3 separate regions of the Homo sapiens genome follow, and regions 1 and 3 are each linked to region 2. A link is an interaction called in ENCODE POLR2A ChIA-PET data of the cell type or tissue named here. Cell type or tissue: GM12878. All regions are shown on one strand. Region 1 has its middle 8.3 kb from the start of CRADD. Region 2 overlaps CRADD (CARD and death domain containing adaptor protein). Region 3 has its middle 29 kb from the start of PLEKHG7.

Region 1 (2,500 bases), 140 kb after region 2:
CTTAGAGACAGGGTCTCACCTTGAACTCCTGGGCTCAAGCGATCCTCCCACCTTCGCCTCCCAAAGTGCTAGGATTACAGATGTGAGTCACCACATCCGGCCCAAATAGTGGATATTAATGTGAAAGTGGAGACTGTGTTTAATTTAACAGGCAAAAAAAATCAACCCATTAAAAATGTCAATGTACCTTCTTCTCTAATAATGGGAATATGAATGCTGGGTTGCCTAGAGTACTAGTTGGCTAGCAATAAAATATGGGCTGAAATACACTTCTCTTTACTCAGAGAAGCCCACCCATTGTCAAGAAGTGGAAGGGAGGGGAAAAGACAGAAGGAGTTATGGACTGTGGCCTACCTCACCAAATCCATTCGGCACAAACGGGTTTCTCCTAGTGGCCTAAGAACATCAGATATGTGGAAGGAAACATACTGCCTGATATGGCTTAGATCTGTGTCCCTGCCCAAATCTCATGTCAAACTGTAATACCCAGTGTTGGAGGTGGGGCCTGTTGGGAAGTGATTGGATCATGGGGGTGGAATTCCCCCATGCTGCTGTTCTCATGATAGTGAGTGAGTTATCACGAGATTTGGTTGTTTAAAAGTGTGTGGCACCTACCCCACACCCCTTGCTTCTGCTCAGGCCACATAAGATGTGCCTCTTTCCCCTTCGCCTTCTGCCATGATTGTAAGTTTCCTGAGGCCTCCCCAGAAGCTGAGCAGATGCCAGCATCATGCTTCCTTAGCAGCCTGTGCAACTGTGAGCCAATTAAACCTCTTTTCTTTATGCGTTACCCAGTCTCAGGTGTTTCTTTATAGCAGTGCAAGAACTCCTAGTGGCCTAAGAACATCAGATATGTGGAAGGAAAAGGAAACATACTCTTCTTTAAACTTTTGAGTGGTTTGTACTCCATCCCTAATTTAGACCGCTTTTTCTTGGGGCAGAAAATTAATTTTCCATTTTTTAGTCTCTACCCGACTCATCTGGTACTATGCACACAGCATGTGCTCAGTAAATGTTTGACCAACAACATGACTGTGCTATTGATTTCCTTTTACATACAGTGCCTAGCAGTAGGCAGTCAAAAATGTGGGTCAAAGAATGACTAGTGTATTACAATCCGACTTATTTCTGATTCCCATTCATGTATACTAAAGAATGTGAAAAGGCCAGAATTTCCTATCAATTTATTTCCATGTGGGTAATTCTATGAGGACTGTATTTTATTACTGTAAGCTTTTGTTATGAGTCATAGATACCTGAAAATGTAAGAATATACCAGGAACCTCTTCTCTTTTTTAACTCCCATTGTCGAGAAGTGAGAGTGTGCTCTTTCCCCTAACCATTCTCATCCCGCCCACTCCATTAAATATTATCTAAAGGCAAAAATCCCCCAAATGTTTCGCTATGACCTTGTGTATCCAGTTGTCTACTTGACACCTCCACTGGAGTTCAATAGGCACTTCAAACTTAATCTTTCCCAAACCAGACTCCTGATCCTCTCACTCCCAATTTACTCTACTCAGCCTGCTCCACTTCTGTAAATGGTACCACCATCCACTCAAGTCAAAGACTTCAGGGCTCCTCCTTAATTCCTCTCTGTCCCTCACACCTACTGTCCGACCCATCAATAAGTACTATTGCTCTTCCTCTACATCATCCCCTAACCCATTCGCCTCTCTCCATCCTAACCACCTCTACTCTCTTCTACATCATATCTTGCTTGGACCCCGGAACTTTGCTTCATCTTTTCATCCATAGAGAGGCCTTCCTTGAACACCCAATCTAAAATTGCTCCCCAGAGTCTATCACATTGCCTAATTTCATGTTTTTCTTAGCATTTATCATTACCAGTTAATTTTCTTATTTGTTTGTTTTTTTATTGGGAAGGAGGATATTTTCTGTCACTCCCCATTAAAATGCACGTCCATAAGAGTAGGGACTCTTAATGTCTTGTTTGCTTCTGCATTTCCAGTGTTTATTTATAATAGAGTTTGACACATAATAGGTGCTCAATAAATAGTCATTGAATTAAGAAATTAATGAATCAATTAGTGAATAAGCCTAATGTGTATTTGAACGTGAAAGATGAGCAGAATGCAGAACAACACAGTTTTTATGTAAGTAATAGATTCATTGAGACTAAATTTAAATTATCCAATTTCCTTTGACAGCTCCCACCCTAATATTTTTTAGTTAACAATCATTGAACATTTATTACATGCCAGAAACTGGACATTTTTTCACATATTAGCTCACTGAATTTAATTCCATCCTTGTACAGCCTTATAAAGTAACTATAACTAGTTAAGTGGCAAAGCCAGGATTCAAATAAAAGTCAGGCTTATTCCAGAGTCCCAAGCTTTTTATTACCATATTAATATGAATGTTCCTTTCAGATTGGCCAGATTCCCTAGAACACTCATCCAGCAAAGTAAGGTCAGGGCAGCTTAGCCTCAATGTAGAGCCCCATGGCTCTCCCCTAAAAGGCTGCAGCATTTGT
Region 2 (2,500 bases):
CCAATCCAGGATTTCTTCCAGAACACCGATGTTCCTCAAACTGAGGCAGAACTACTCTCTGAGCACAATTATATGCACAGCAAAAGAATAAACCTGGTGTATTTTCCTGGAGAATCCATTTAAATGATAAACATTTTATATTAAAACACATATGAATATATTATGAATAGAAGTCAAAATTCAGGCTGGGCACAGTGGCTCACACCTGTAATCCCAGCACTTTGGGAGAGCAAGGCAGGTGGATCACCTGAGGTCAGGAGTTTGAGACCAGCCTGGTCAACAAGGTGAAACTCTGTTTCCATTAAAAATACAAAATTATCTGGGTGTGGTGGTGTGTGCCTGTAATCCCAGCTACTCAGAAGGCTGAGGCAGGAGAATCGCTTGAACCTGGGAGAAGGAGGCTGAAGTGAGCCAAGAAGGCGCCATTGCACTCCAGCCTGAGCAACAAGAGTGAAACTCAATCTCAAAAAAAAGAAAAAAAGAAGTCAAATTTCACAAAAATGTTTATAATAAAAAGAAGCCTTCACAAAGATTCTATGCTTGAGATGAGCCACTGTGGTCTACTTTCCCCGACCTCCTAGGAACATGGTCAGTCTGAGGAAGGCAGGGGATCTTCAGAGGTGACCTGGGCAAGCAATGCAGTACTCAGTGCATGCAGCTACTCAACGGCATTGGCTCACTCAGAGGTGATTGGGGACTGAAATGTATCAACTGAAGCCACAAAGAGCTGGACTGATAAGAGGCAATGCAGAGCACTCCAAAATACTGTGACCTGACAATGTCTGCTAGTCTCATTGGCTTCCTTGAGAAACTGGGTGGGCACAGTGCTGCAATAAAGGGGAGCTGGATGTTCTCATGGGATAATAAAATGAGAACTGATGTGGTGTTGCTGTGTCCCTACCCAAATCTCACCTTGAATTGTAATAATCCCCACGGTGGAGATCACTGAATCATGGGGGCGGTTTCCCCCATACTGTTCTCATGGTAGTGAATAAGTCTCGAGAGATCTAATGGTTTTATAAATGGGAGTTCCCCTGCACAGGCTCTCCTTGCCTGCCAGCAATTAAAACATGACTTTGTTCCTCATTCGCCTTCTGCCATGATTGTGAGGCCTCCCCAGCCATGTGGAACTGTGAAGTCAATTAAACCTCTCCTTTATAAATTAGCCAGTCTCAGGTATGTCTTTATTAGCAGCATGAGAACAGGCTGTGTGAGGGAGAGCTAGAGCGAAAGCCTGAGCTCTCCCTTCACACAGCTCCTTCTACACAGCTCACTCCTCCACCTCATTCAAGTCTTCACTCCCAGGACACCCACTGAATGGGGGCCTCCCCACCCACCCTAATTAAAATCACACACTACCCCCATGCTACCTCTGTTCCTTAGCCTGCTCTATACTTTTTTTTTTTTTTTTTTTTGCATAACACTTACCATCTTCTAACATACCAGGTAATTTACTTATTTATAATGCTTATTGCCTGTCAGACCCCTTCTCACCCAGTTAGAATGTAAGATCCCCAGGCCTGTTTTCCAATGTAAACCAAGTACCTAAACAGTGCCTAGCACATAGCAGGCACCCGATAAATACTTGCTGACTGATGGATGTACTCATTGGTTTTTATTTGGATGGCTTTAGGTCTCAGCTTAGCTGCTACTTCCTTTGAGAAGCCACTTCTGACCAGCCAAGCTGGAGGTGCCATTCCAGTCATATCACTCAGGTGATCTGCATCATAGCATTTATCTCTACCTCTCATAGATTCTCATAGATTTGTTTATTTTCTCTGTCTCTCCACCTCCCTGATCCCCAACTTCACAAACGTGGAACTTTGTCTTGATTACCAGGATGTCTCTGGTACCTAGGACAGTGCCTAGCACATGGTAGATAATAAATGTCTCTGGTCATCAGCTGGAGGGCTGGCTGCCTCGTTCTTGATCCAGCAGCTTGAAAGAATTAAGGGGACTGAGACCATGAGTGATCTGAGTTTGCTACTTTGGGAGAAGCTCCTCTACCTCTACCAGAATGAGCCTTGGTGCACCCTCCACACACCTGACATGGGGAGCATTCCTATTCTCTCCTTCAGTCTGCCTTGTTCATCCCTCTGTGCTCCTATGAAAAGGTATTTATTGAGTCCATGATCTATTCCAGCAGTCTTCAAATGGACTTCCCAAAGGTACTAGAGCAGGGACAGTTTCACAAAAATGAGTTTCTACATCCTCAATTTCCATATGTACTAATTCTGAAACTGCCTGAGAGCCTTTGGGCATCAACAATATTCTTTCACCCACTCTACAAAAGAAAGTCACACCACTCATATCTCAAATCTTAATATGGTGTGCTACACTAAATGATTCCAAATACTGGTTGGGGGAAGCCTTAGCACTTTCTGTCTCTCCCTGTCCTGCAAGCAAGTCTGTAAGAGTAGGGTTGGCCAGTCCTGGGTAGTTCTGAGTTCAGGACAAAGTAGTACATATAAGTGATGTGGATTATCTTTAAATAACCACA
Region 3 (2,500 bases), 1.1 Mb after region 2:
ACACCTATGGACACACCTCTTACTTAATGTGATGGAGGAGGGAACCGATCCCTGCTAAATCACATAGGAGGGGAGCTCAAGGAGGGAACTGGGGGTCTAGAACCATTGTCGGATCCTGCCTTGTGGGCTCCTCATACCATTGGCCTCTGAGACATTCCAAATGAAGCAAACATGAGATTTATCTCCAGCTACTGCCACTCACGTCTCCAGCCCTTGGCTTATTCCAACTCTGAAGGTCAGGTCAACAGCAATTTGAGGCAGTCAGCTTGGCAGGGGGTCAGGCCAGATGCACTGTACTCTCAATGGCCGTCACTGGGAACAGGCCACACAAATCCAAACATAGGGCCAAGCCAGTGAAAGCCCTTCCTGGCTCCTGAAAAGCAGAAGCACTCACTTGTAGAGAATGTTATCATTATAGCCTCTAATGGCAGATAAAATGTTTTTCTTCATAAAACTGACTAACTCTTATGGAGACCAGACCCTTGGATTTACTTACTGGTACCATTTTAAGGCAGCATAACAGAGTGCTTGAAAATGAGTTGGGTTTGAGTGTTAACTTATTGACTGGGTAAATTTAGATAAGTCAGTTAACCTCACAGCATCTCTCTTTTCTCGCCTGTAAAATGGGGACATCAGATTTGCCCTCCCAGGTTTGATGCAAACTTTGGTGTCAACTGTGAGATCTAGGTAAAGGGTTAAGCCTCACTATGTTGGTTATGATGATAATGAATGTGACTGTGAGAAATGCGTTTTCCATTCCTCATGTTTTGGCAGAAGGAATGGGATTTTTATTCTAATTCCCAGGGATAAAAAGACGGGAGGATCATTTTTATTAGCTTCTCTCTGTCCCTTCACTCGCTCCTTCCAGCTGGTGTGGATGTGCCTGATGCCCTGCTGAGAGGAGCTTCATTAGGAGGCATGGCTGGGCCAGGTGGCCAAAAGTAGTTGATCATTAAATCTTCTAGCTCCTGGTTTCTTGAATACGAGTCCTTTGCATACTGAGTCATCTCATCATCTGTGAACAAGCTGTCATTTTACTCTCACTTTGTGGGGAAAACATTTTCTAAAATTAGCCATTCAAGTTTATCCTAATTATAATTACAGCATTACCCAAAAGCCACACCTGACATGGGCAGAGATTCCCCTGATGGCTTTAAAATATCCCTTCCTCTGAGCTAGGAAAGGAGAATAAAAACAGTGGAATTAATTATTAAGAACTTAAGATTCACATTGGATGGCTTTACCATGTCTTTGCTAAAACCACATGAAAATTTATTTTTACCTCCTAAAGATCCATGAAATTTAGAGGGACTTTATGAGGATAAAATGAGATAAAATATGAGAAGCACAGTGTCAGGCATCCCTAGCAAGTTTTCAATCAATGTTGATAACAACAACACGGTCAAGGTTGTTACAGTAAATGATAGGATGATCATTTACAAATGTTACAAGGAAGGCAGCCTGCTGGGGGATGTAGAGAAATTCAATGAGGAAACCTGTGCTGAAGGTGCCATTAGGGGTGAATTTCATATCCATAAACAACTGAGTAGCAAAGATTCTAAATTAAGCCTAATCAGTGTTTCCCAAGATAGTGTTCCAGAAAACAGTATTTTAGGATATGATAGTGGATGGCTTGCAGAAAGAAATGAAAGCATTCTACGGTCAAACAAGTTTGTGAAAATGTGTGCCCCGGCGGCTCCCTTTCTTGGGAGATTCACAGGGCATGTTCCGTTTCTACAGCCTGCGACAAGCCCTGTAGGAAAGCACGTGGATTCCCTTGGTTTAACTCCACTTCTCAAACTACTTTAGCACCCGGACTCTCCATTCTCTACGCTGTTACCAGAGAGATCTCTGCAAAAGACAAACATGATCTTCCCACCTTCTTGCTTGCAGCCGCTTGATGGCTCCCCATTGCTCTCAGGATAAAGTACAATCTGGTCCTCACGACCTAGGTTTGGTTGGTTTGTGTGGCCCGGGCCCCAGATGTCAGCCTTACCTCACTGGGCATAGTCTCTCTCTCGGTACTGCTGTTCACATCGTGAATGGACCCTGGTCCTTCCTGCCACAGGGCTTTATTATTATTTTTTAATTTATTTTTATTTATTTATTTATTTATTTATTTATTTATTTATTTATTTATTTATTTATTTTGAGAGGGATCCAGCTCTGTCACCCAGGCTGGAGTGCAGTGGTGCAATCTCGGCTCACTGCAACCTCCTCCTCCTAGGTTCAAGCGATTCTTGTGCTTCAGTCTCCTGAGTAGCTGGGATTACAGGTCCGCACCACTACATCCAGCTAATTTTTGTATTTTTAGTGGAGATGGGGTTTCACCATGTTGGCCAGGCTAGTCTCAAACTCCTGACCTCAAGTGATCCGCCCACCTCAGCCTCCCAAAGTGCTGGGATTACAGGCGTGAGCCACCACGCCTGGCCTGCCACAGGGCTTTAAACAACTTGTCCCCTTGGTATGGAGCATTTTCCTTGTCCCCCTTTTCACGTTG

The links. Peaks named below come from ENCODE experiments on the same cell type or tissue, not always from the same donor. Only the 100,000 strongest peaks of a DNase experiment are listed, where the experiment ranks them.
Region 1: POLR2A ChIA-PET joins it to region 2 with 7 read pairs; 1 of 35 experiments calls an interaction of 5 or more read pairs at or near these places.
Region 3: POLR2A ChIA-PET joins it to region 2 with 6 read pairs; 1 of 35 experiments calls an interaction of 5 or more read pairs at or near these places.

Annotation. Positions count from the first base shown.
Region 1 is chr12:93,667,850-93,670,349 of GRCh38, reverse strand. No RefSeq gene overlaps it. Among named protein-coding and RNA genes, the nearest start is that of CRADD, 8.3 kb to the left of the region's middle. In GM12878, no CTCF peak of the experiment used is centred here; a DNase peak (open chromatin) is centred at 1,299.
Region 2 is chr12:93,806,897-93,809,396 of GRCh38, reverse strand. All of the region lies in intron 2 of CRADD (CARD and death domain containing adaptor protein), which reads right to left. Among named protein-coding and RNA genes, the nearest start is that of CRADD-AS1, 70 kb to the right of the region's middle. In GM12878, no CTCF peak of the experiment used is centred here; a DNase peak (open chromatin) is centred at 981.
Region 3 is chr12:92,672,451-92,674,950 of GRCh38, reverse strand. No RefSeq gene overlaps it. Among named protein-coding and RNA genes, the nearest start is that of PLEKHG7, 29 kb to the left of the region's middle. In GM12878, no CTCF peak of the experiment used is centred here; a DNase peak (open chromatin) is centred at 1,020.